2 separate regions of the Mus musculus genome follow, and region 1 is linked to region 2. A link is a loop called in an ENCODE intact Hi-C map of the cell type or tissue named here. Cell type or tissue: heart. All regions are shown on one strand.

Evidence for each region. Hi-C counts contacts between places; a loop is a spot of excess contacts. Peaks named below come from ENCODE experiments on the same cell type or tissue, not always from the same donor. Only the 100,000 strongest peaks of a DNase experiment are listed, where the experiment ranks them.
Region 1: a loop joins it to region 2, with 5 times the contacts of the local background. A loop is called at or near these places in 14 of 42 quality-filtered maps.

What each region holds. Positions count from the first base shown.
Region 1 is chr9:64,018,896-64,023,895 of GRCm38, forward strand. It overlaps Smad6 (SMAD family member 6), which reads right to left and starts at 3,164. Exons shown (of 4, transcript NM_008542.3): 1 at 1,310-3,164. The coding sequence starts at 2,129. In heart, CTCF peaks have their summits at 3,016 (motif pointing left) and 4,255; DNase peaks (open chromatin) are centred at 2,256, 3,166, 3,616, 4,166 and 1 weaker place; H3K4me3 peaks cover 4,724 bases; H3K27ac peaks cover 5,000 bases.
Region 2 is chr9:63,956,620-63,961,619 of GRCm38, forward strand. The region is part of intron 3 of Smad6 (SMAD family member 6); the gene reads right to left. Among named protein-coding and RNA genes, the nearest start is that of Gm36033, 15 kb to the left of the region's middle. RefSeq lists an enhancer at 1,696-4,932. In heart, a CTCF peak has its summit at 2,651 (motif pointing right); DNase peaks (open chromatin) are centred at 1,872, 2,702, 3,062 and 4,112; H3K4me3 peaks cover 2,691 bases; H3K27ac peaks cover 4,675 bases.

The sequences.
Region 1 (5,000 bases), 62 kb after region 2:
AGACAAATAATTCACTAGGGCCTTATTAGAAGAGTGTAGTAGGTCCCACCATCGATCTCCCAAACAAAAATACAAGGGAGGCAATACAACCACAAATAAGAGTCCTCCTCCCCAGAGAAAGAGGTAGCAGTTTACAACAGGGGAAGCTGTCAATGAGCCTCCAGGCACAGAAAGCCCAGCGCAGACACAGGCCAAGGTCTACCCAGAGTGTCTACACTGTACCTGGAGAGACCATGAGGGAAGTACATCAGGAGCCAAAATAATAGGAGGGAAACTTCCTTTCTCGTCACTAGGCCCTCCTCTATACAGGGGAGAAGTCAGGCTTCCGATGCTGCCAGCCCACACTGAGGAGACCCAAGAGCTGACCAGAGCCAACAGCCAGCCTGTAACTGCCTGTTCCATTTTCTCCTGCAAATGCAACGCCATTGGATGCATTCACCTACACCTACAGCGAGTGTTCCTCGTGGTACAGAAAGTGTGTGTGTGTGTGTGTGTGTGTGTGTGTGTGTGTGTGTACACTTTCTGGCCTGTCAGGGCCTTTCAGCTCTCCTCACCTCTGCTCCTGCACCTGAGCCTGCCTAGCTAAGCAAGGCTAAGTTAAGGTAGGGTGTGTGCAGAAGATCCCAGGAGAACAAAGGGGCCAGTTCTCAGGGTAACAAAAGAGCTAGCAGCCTCTGACTCCCAGATGCCTCAGGTCCCTCAGAGGTAAGCTAAAGGCCAGAATTAAGAGCCTTGACGATGGAAGAGCCTGGCATTCCATCCCAAAGGATGTTGCAAACAAGAGGGTTTGCCCTGCAGAGTCTGGGCTAAAACTACAGAAAGGGACAAAGTCAAACATCTTTGCAAACACTTCTGACGTTAGGCGTGATTTCCCTACTGACAGCTTCACAGCCATACCTACCTGGGTGGGGAAGAGCAGATCAGGGGTATAGGATATGCTTACAAATGCTAAAAGCTATGTACCGACTGAGGTGAGTCCCCAAAGGAGAGGTGGCATTTCCACCTTTAGCCTCTCCATGGCTTACTATCCCGTTTCACAGAGCTGCAATCTTTAAATCCCAGAGGCTGCATATGGAAACCCGAACGTGTCCCTTTCTCACTTCGCCGGCGCCACAAAATAAAGTTACCATCTGAAACTGCAGACATCTAGCCCTCAACTTTCCTCAATCCCCTGCAGGCTCCCAGTACCGGGGGAGGGGGGCGGTCGGGAGGGGGGGAGCATCCCTAGTGTATCCAACAAAGAGATTGGGAAAGGGAAAGGGAACAGGACGGTAGAGTCGGAGGTCGAGGCGACCCTGCGCACGCTCACCTGGCCCGCAGAGCCGGCTGAAGTGGTAGGGGTTGCAACACACCGTGGGCCCGTCGGCGGCGGCGGTAAAGCTGTGGCAGCCGCACAGGGGTTTCAGCTCCACTGCGTGCTGCAGGTCTGGCCAGCGGAAGAGGCGGCCGAGCAGCAGCTGCGGTGGCGCGGGCTGGCCGCCCAAGCGGAGGTCGGCGCGCGGCACCAGCACGCAGCCGCCCGGTACGCCGCCTCGGGACTCCACAGCCTCCAACAGCGTGTCCAGCGAACGCTCCTTGAGCCTCTTGAGCAGCGAGTACGTGACCGTCTTGAGCTCCTGCTCCAGAAGCAGCAGTCGCGAGCGGGCTTCGCGACTCCGAGGCCCGCCGCCCTCCTCCGGCTCCGGGGACTGTCTGGCTTGGGGATCGCCAGAGTCCCGGGGCGCGCCTGCTGCGTCCCGTTCGGAGAAGAGACAGCAGGTCACCGTCTCGCAGTCACTCTCAGGCAGCCAGCCTGGGCCTCCAGGCTCCGCCACATCCAGCGGGGAGCCCCCAGCCCCGGCCCCCGACTCCGACACGGGCCTCGGGAGGCCCCCTGTGCGCCGGCGCCTGCCCGCGATCGCGGCGCCTCGCGGTCCCACCGCGTCCCGGGGCCGCCGCGGGGCTACCGAGCGGACTTCGGAGCGGCTGCAGCCTCCGCCCTCTCGTGCCCGCGGGGCAGGCTCAGCTCGGCTGCCCAGGCTCCCATCCTCGTCGACACCACCGCCGCCGCCGCTGCCTTCCTCCCGATCAGGGACCACACGACTTCGCCAAAGTCGCCGCACCAGCCCCGAACGTTTAGACCTGAACATACGATACCCTTTGGCGCCTGGGGTGGTGGGAGGGGAGGCGGTCTCCGGTTACCGGGGGTCCGTTCCCTCAACGAGGCGCCGGCTGAGCGGGCCGCAGCCCCACATGAAGCTCTGCCGCGGGGCGCCGTGCAGACCGCGCACAGCCTGTCGTCGAAGGGGCACCGCAGGGCTGCAACATGAGGGAGCTCGCGCCGGGCCAAGCCGGGCCGGGCCGGGCCGGGAACACGCGCGTGTTGAGCCTCAGTCCGCGAGGGACCAGCGGGCTACATGGATCACGATGGGCCGGGACCGCTCAACTCCAGCTGCTTTGGAGCCTTAGGGAAGCCACCAGCGAAACGATGCTAGAGACACCCTGCATGGGCCGGCGAGCCTTCAAAAGTTGCGCGGCTGGTACACGAGCACAAAGCGCTTGCGTCGTGCCCCCAAATGTGTCTGCACAACTCTGCCTTCAAAAGCCAAGCTATGCTACATGGGCTTTCCCTGCAGGATCCGAAACTAAGGCTTGTGGATAACTCCCATATCCCTGCAACAAAATAAAAATAGAAATAAAAGCAAAGCAAGAAAAAGGTCCCAAACAAAACTCAAAATGCTTGGATTTTGCACGCACGAAAAGCAATTCCGTCTCAGGTCCCGGGCGCTCGGTGCACTTGGGGCAAGTCTCTCCTGAACGCGGGTGTCAACACATGAGTGGAAGCCGGAAAAAAAAAATCCCAAAGAGCTGCTAGGAATCCTTAATTAAAAATGCAATCCACCGAAGCAGAGGTCGCAGCCCGCCCCACGCTGCGCTGGGTCGCTTCGGGCGCCGCGGCTGCCGAGGTCGCCCCCCCCCCCCTTCACCAAAGTGCCTCCTGGTGGCCCCGCGGTCCCAGCGAGGTTTGGCGAGGCAGCGCCCGGCGGCTCTTTCTCTGGACTCAGCTCCCTCGCTCGTTCCCCCTCTCGGCGCTCTCTCTCTTTTTTGTTCTCCTCAAACGCACACTGAGGGCCCCCGGAGGAGCGCCGCGGAGTCATTGGCTGCCTCCCATCATATGCCAGTCTAGACACTTTGGCGGCTCCGCGGCGCTGATTGTTGCGCAAACAAGGTTTCAAGTTTCTTAACTCTTAAAGGAGAACACGTCCCATTGCTGAGCCCGAGGCTCCGAGGGGGCTGGTTCCCGGGGCGGGCCGAACGCGGGCCCCCGCCCCTCGCCCGCCCCAGCACCCCCGCCCCGAGGCTGACAGTGCCCGCGACTCACTCTCAAGCTCACGTCGTGCCTTGGGCACGGATACCAGCCGTCCCGCACACGCGCTAACAAACACTCACACCCTGATGCCCAGCTCTGCTGGGTGAACCCACCGCGACCCGGACTCCGAGGCGGCCCTTTGCCTCTCTCTGGCTTGTGCCCAAACTTGCAAACGCGCATAGCACTTTAGAGTCAGTCCAAACCCCCAGCCTCAGCGCGGGCTAATAAAAATGGGCGTGTGTGTGCGCCTTCCTGCCCTCCGTCTCTGGGGAGTTGGGGGGCGGCGGCGAAGTTGGGATAGCGGGTTTCTTCCGTGTCCTATGAAGGCTCCACGCACCCCCTGCCCAAAATTAGGGGTCTCTCCGCCTAGGCTACACTGGGGGGCGGGTGATCGAGGGAGCTCCAGGATAGCCCGAGGTGGGGACTTGGACAGGGTGGGGTAGAGGCAGGAGTGCTCTTGGATGGCTCCTCCTGGTCGCCCCGGCTCTCCCTCCTGGCGTCCTAGGCTCCTCTCAAGGCCAGGCGCTTTCTTCTCCCTTCGAGGATTTACCTTATGCCCCTTCGAGAGTGATAGAGGGGCGTGCTTTCCCCAGTTATGTTTCACTATAAAAACGGGGGCAAGTTGGGGACAGACTTGGGGACCCGGCATGGGAAGGGTTAAGGCCGCTCCTGCCCTGGAGCCGGCGCGGCGGGGTACCTCCTCGGGCGTGCTTGCTAGTCCGAGGGTGGCAAAAGTTCAAGCTTGTAAAGTCAGGATTGGCCCCGCGCGGAGGGGAAAAAAGGCCTGGTTCCCCCTCCCCCTCCCGGGCGTGGCGCCGATTGGCCCAGCCGCAGGGCCGGCCCCGCCCTCCCCTGGCGCGCCGCGGCCCCACCCCCGGCGCAGCACCACGCCCCTTTCCGGGCAGGAGCGGGGCCCCGAGCTCAATGAAAGAAATTCCGCTACTCTCATTGGCCTGGGGCTTGACGCCGCACCCCGCGGGAGGCGGAGTGGGGAGGATGGGGCGCGGACTTGTGATCCCCTTTAGGATACCTGTGCTCTGGACTGCTGTAGCGAAGGTGGTGTGCAAGTCCAGGAACGGGTCTGGAAGTGCGCTGGGGGAAGGGTCGTGTGTGTAGGAAAGATACAGACTACTTCCCTGAGTCTTACCTGGAGCCAGGTACTCCAGTGCTGCAGGGCCGATTGTCACACCCACCCTTCACTATTTTGGCCAAGGTGAATATGAGTAGCTGTCCTGGCCTTGGTTTCTCAAGATTCTAGGAAATCCTTACTAATAAGTGCATACATCAAAAGTGGGCAAGAAGCGCCCACACAAACTTGTCTTTTAGCTTCCGTTCATCCCTGAAGAAGTTGATGATCCTAAAACGCAAAGAGAGCCTACAGGATTGTGCACACCCATGAGTACAGCACTTGGGAGGTAGAGGAAAGAGAATCAGGAGTTCAGTGCTCTCCTGGGCTACACAGAGACCTGGAAGCCAGCCTGGGCCTGCGTAAGACCCTGTCTCCGAAAGTCTCCCAAAATAAAATAATAAATACAAAGAGAAGCCAATTATGTTCTCTCTTACGAAGATTTTGTTGCCTTGCCTCTGGGTTACAATAAGAGCAGATGCTTTGAGCTCTTTACCATGGTAGCAGAAGTTTCAAGCCTAAACA
Region 2 (5,000 bases):
CTGAGGAAAGGGACTACTAGTTTCAAAGTAGCCTTGTGTCAAGGTCAAAATAGCAGCTTCAAGTCAGAGAGTGTGCATAGGAGCCATAGGCAGGGAGGGAACACTTTCTTCTTGCCAATGTCTAGAAGGCTTTGCAGCTAGGAGTCCAGTGGGGCTTACCGTTTCTCTCAGGTACCTGTTTGATCCCTAGCCTGGCCACAGGATCCTTCACAGGGATGTTGCCATATGCCTCTGATGTCCAGGCTAGACCTATCTCCAACCCTATGGAAATTAAGCTGACTGGCTTCCAAATTCTGCTGCCCTGTAAGGCCCTCTCTTTACAACAGCATCCTCTCTGGGTCTGGACCACATGCCTACTGTGGGTCAGTGGCTCTGGGGATAGCCTACTCCCCACATATGAACAAAGGGCCTCAGGCCTCTCGGGGTCCTTCTCCAAGGCTGCAAATATCCCGGGGACTCTGAACACACTAAAGCAGGGGAAGAAAAGAAATAAAACTCATCTCAAATGTCTGTGTATCTTACACACAGGAAGCCTGATCTGAAGGTGGGCTCAGGTCTGAGGACAGTGGAGGGGTTGTGGGCAAGGACTTAAAGGTAACCCCCTCAGCTTTAGAGCTCCTCAGGATCACCTCACCTGGCAGGGATACCCAGGGCTCCCTAGAGGGAGTATGTCTCTCCCCCGATCCCGTGTGTGTGTGTGTGTGTGTGTGTGTGTGTGTGTGAGAGAGAGAGAGAGAGAGAGAGAGAGAGAGAGGGAGGGAGTGAACCCAGGCCTTTAGGCTTGCTTGGTAGGAGCTCTACCACTGAGCTACACCCAAGCCCAAGCCACACGTTTAAATGGGAATAGGGTGGGTAGCCATGGCACTGATGCCCAAGCCCCACGTTTAAGTGGGAATGGGGTGGGTAGCTACAGCACTGATCAATCTGCTTGGTTTTGTCCTGTGGGTATTTGTTTTCAAACATTTCCTCCTGACACAAACTAAAGAAACCTTGGTCTAGAGAGGACCTGTGGGTTCCACACGTGGACCTCAGTGGCCTTATCTCTGGAAGGTGGCACCCGGGTTATAATGATTTGCCTGAGGCCACCCATCAGAGATGGCAAAGTTGGGACTAGGACTTAAAATCCTTGAATGAGGTAAACACATGGCTGCAGCCACCTGACTGGCAAGCTTCTCCATGTACCCAAACCTCGCCTCTCTTCCTTTGTAAGAACTTATCAGTCATCGAGGGCTCTGCTCACCGGGGGCCACTGTTGGACTCTCTAGAAACTCAAACAGTAAATCAAGCATACACAGAAAGAGACCGTCATCTCGCTCACTGGCTCCAGGCCTGTTGCAACAACCCAGGCAAGGGGACTCAAGCTTCGAGGTGCTCCAAGAGGACTGTGAGTGGGAGGGCCCTTTACACTCTCTGTAAAGCACCTCGGTTAGTTCCTGGACTGGCACCTGTGGTGACCGACCTGCCCTGTAACAGAAGGGATGGAAAGAACACTTACGATCTAGAATGAGCCCAGCTGTGGCTCCATGCTCAACGCTCACAAGCTCCAAGAACTCAATTTTGTGGAGACCTGTATGCTGTGCGCTGGTGTGCTTCAGTGATGTAGAGCAGGCAGGCTGCACCCATGAGCCCACATGGCCCTACTCTACTCATCAGGGACAGTGTCTTGTAGAAAGAGCCTTCTCTCTTTGGGGTTCCAAAGCTCTGGCCCTGTCATCTTCCACAGCCACCAGCCTAATTAGGAACCATCTCTTTAATTGCAAATAAATACCGGGGGAGTCAGACCAGAGCAACATCAAAGGTGACCGAGGTCTGACCGAAACTCACGCTTCTCCCTCCTCCCTCCCCTCCCCAATCCCTGGCCTGCTCAGGGCCTGGCCTAGTTCCCAGCCAGCAACGGGTCCCGCTGGGAGGGGTGGGTGGGAGGAGAAACGCTGGGAGCCCTGCCTTCTAGCCAGGATCAGTTAACTGCCTCCTTTCTCAGCCTCGGTCCTCTCCGAGGAAGTAGCTATAATGTGCAGCTCTGAATTTCTATGTCCCAGCAAACTCTAGCCAGTCCCTTGCTGGGAGCCCTGCTCAGCCGGTCTCCAACAGGGGGATGGTGTGGCTCTCTCAGGGACACGGGTTAGCAAAGAAAGGAACCAACCAACTCCACAAACACCAAACGCACAGCAGAATGGACCACCCTTAAGTGCGCCTGCTTGGAGAAGGAAGTCACACACAGAAAATCCACTGAAAGGCAGAGGCGGGAAGTTCTCCATAGGCAGAACAGCTGATAAAACATGCAATAGCAAAGGTGGGCGGCAGCTCTCAGTGAGGAGTTCTGGGCTACATGTTCAAGGCCCCAGGTTCCATCCCCTAAGACTGCAGTAAATACATACAAAGAAAAGGAAGGAGGAAGGAAGAAGAGGAGGAGGAAGAGGAGGAGGAGAATCAGGGCAGTTGATAACCTGAGGAGTAGGTACACAGGAAGGAGAGAACTTCCAAGACAGGAACGATGGGAATCGGGGTGTATATATACACCCCAGAAGAGTCACCACAACCTAAACACTAGGCTAAGCAGGTTTTGGCTGTAGCTACTGACATCTACAGGAGTCTCAGAAGGTCCCCCAGGTGACAGCCCCTCGCCCCCATTGTCTCCCAGAGGTACCCACATTCCTGCCACCAGAGGGTGGTGGCAGCCTTCTCTGAGCACCAGGCAAACAGCCTCAACAAAGGCCGTCTCCCTTGCTCGGCCCAGCCACAGTCTGCCATGCCTTCCTCCAGAGCTCTCTGCCCAGCCAGGGTGCCTAGAGACCAACATGTAATTTTGTGTGTGTGGGAGGGGGGTACTGGACCTCAAGGGGGCTGGCTGGAGTCCGGAGGAGGTGGAGAGCGGTGGAATCCCAAGAAATGTCTTTAAGCTTATTCGAATCAGCAATTTTCTGTCAAAACAAAGTGCAGGAGCGCGGTGGTGTGCTCCCTCACAGGATCCAGCTAAAGCACGAACACAGTGAAATGTCTTCTCCTGCCCTCTCTCCGCCTTCTGACCACAAATGCCCAGGGTGGGCCATCCCAAGAAGGGACCAAAACATGTCCCAGTCTGGCGAGAAGACAAAGCACTCCCGGGAGGTTTGTGGGGTGGTCCGTCCCCACCGTATCCCTAATATCTGCTGGGCTTCACATCTCCCTAGCTTATACCACCGTCCTTGCCACCAATTAAAAACAACCAATAAAGACTGCTTGGCAGTAAGCTTCAGACAAGAACCAAATCCACTCCCTGTGGCGTGCCGAGAAGAGAAGAGACCAGCTCTCTAAAATCCAGAAAGCAACTAGCTCAGGGGTCACACAGCAAGTTGGTGGCAGAACTGGAAATCAGCCTAGGGCTTTCTCTCAGCCCTTTGCATGGGGGCCTCCCACTCTCCTGGAAAACTACTTTCTTCTGTCCCAAGTCATGCCTGTGGCTTCAAGTTCCCTTCATCCAACCGGCAGCGTTTCATCTGTGGCTCCAGAGCCTGGGAACAATTACGCAGGCCCTGCATCTGGTTAACCTAACACCCCTTTTAAAGCCTTATTTGCCCATTAGATAAGTAGTTTTTGTTATCAAACTGAGGGGAAGAAACGAGTTTCCAAGGAACTCTCCTTTGTCCTTTGGGGCCGAAGAAATGGCTTCAGGTTTGCAGCCAGTCCAGCCAGCAGCATTCATTAATGGTCCTGGCCTTCCTCACAGGGGAGGGAGGGCCTGTCCTTGCCCCTGGCTGCTTCAGAAAAGCAGAGAAAGAATGCACACAGGGCCACGTTAATGGTCAGCAGCTCAGAGCCAGCCGAGCGAGCCTCTGCTGAACGCGGGCTGGCCCAGCTGACAGGAGTTTCCTCCTCCTAGCTCCCCCCCACCTCCCCAACCCCCCACCTCAGAGCCAGCACCTCGGGCTCCCAGAGGAAGCCTGGCTTCCAAGAGGAAGTTCCTAATCGCTCATTACATCACAAGAGATCTGGCCACCGCTGCTGCGGGCCTGCACCGGGCCCACCGCAGGGGCTCTTTTAACTGTGGGTCTCCAGTGTGGAGACCGTGCTGTCCTCCCGCCCCACATGGCTACTTGGTTGCTCTGCTGGCAAAAGCGAGATGGGTACAGAAAGGGAGAATGCCAGCAAGAAGAGAGGGGAGCCCAGGAACAGGAAGTCCACTGGACCGACGACTGAGGGGAGGTCCAAAGAGGTGAAGTGACTTATACATGTCACAGTAGAAACCGCTCAATGGAGCTGGGACCAGTGGTATCTCCGCAGAGGGCATGGGTTTCACGCACTGGATCAGGAGCAAGGAAGCCTGTGTGCAAAGTCCAGCCCTGCCACTCACCAGCAACGGTAACAATCCCTACAGAAAATATTCTGAGAGACACTTGTGACCCTCCCTTTGGCCATCAGACAATTGTCCCCAAGGAATTGGAATTTCCCCAGGAATCTCATGCTGGGAGCAGGAAAAGGCAGAAGGCTGGTGTCAGCAAGAGGGAGAACAGAGATTTCACACTGTTCTGACAACTTGTCAGGCCACCTTGCAGGAGGGACTGGATCCTAGGCAATAACAAGCCAATGATGCTCGTGCAGGATCGCCCCTTGGACGGGGCTATCTATTTAAACCTGAACGTCGTATGTCAGTCCCTAATGATGGCCTTGGGGGGGGCGCTGTCACTGGACCTATTTATTTGTTCCTCTTCCCAGGGCTGCCACTCTGAGTAAACCACCGTTATCTGCTTCTCATTACTCCTTGGCTTATTGGGGGTGGACAGTGAAGCCCAATTTGTACCCTAAAACAGTAATAACACTCTTGCCATCTCAGGCAAGTGACTTTTTGCTCCTCTGGGCCTCAGTTTCCAAAACTGCACAACAGGGATACAGTCAGCAGCTACTTCACAGGGCACTGGGGTCAGCTGCAGTCAGACGATGCCTTGCCTGGAAATGAGCAACCTGGAAATTAACAGCGATCACTGACTCTTGTTAGCAGATTTCAAAAATGTAAGCTATACAAA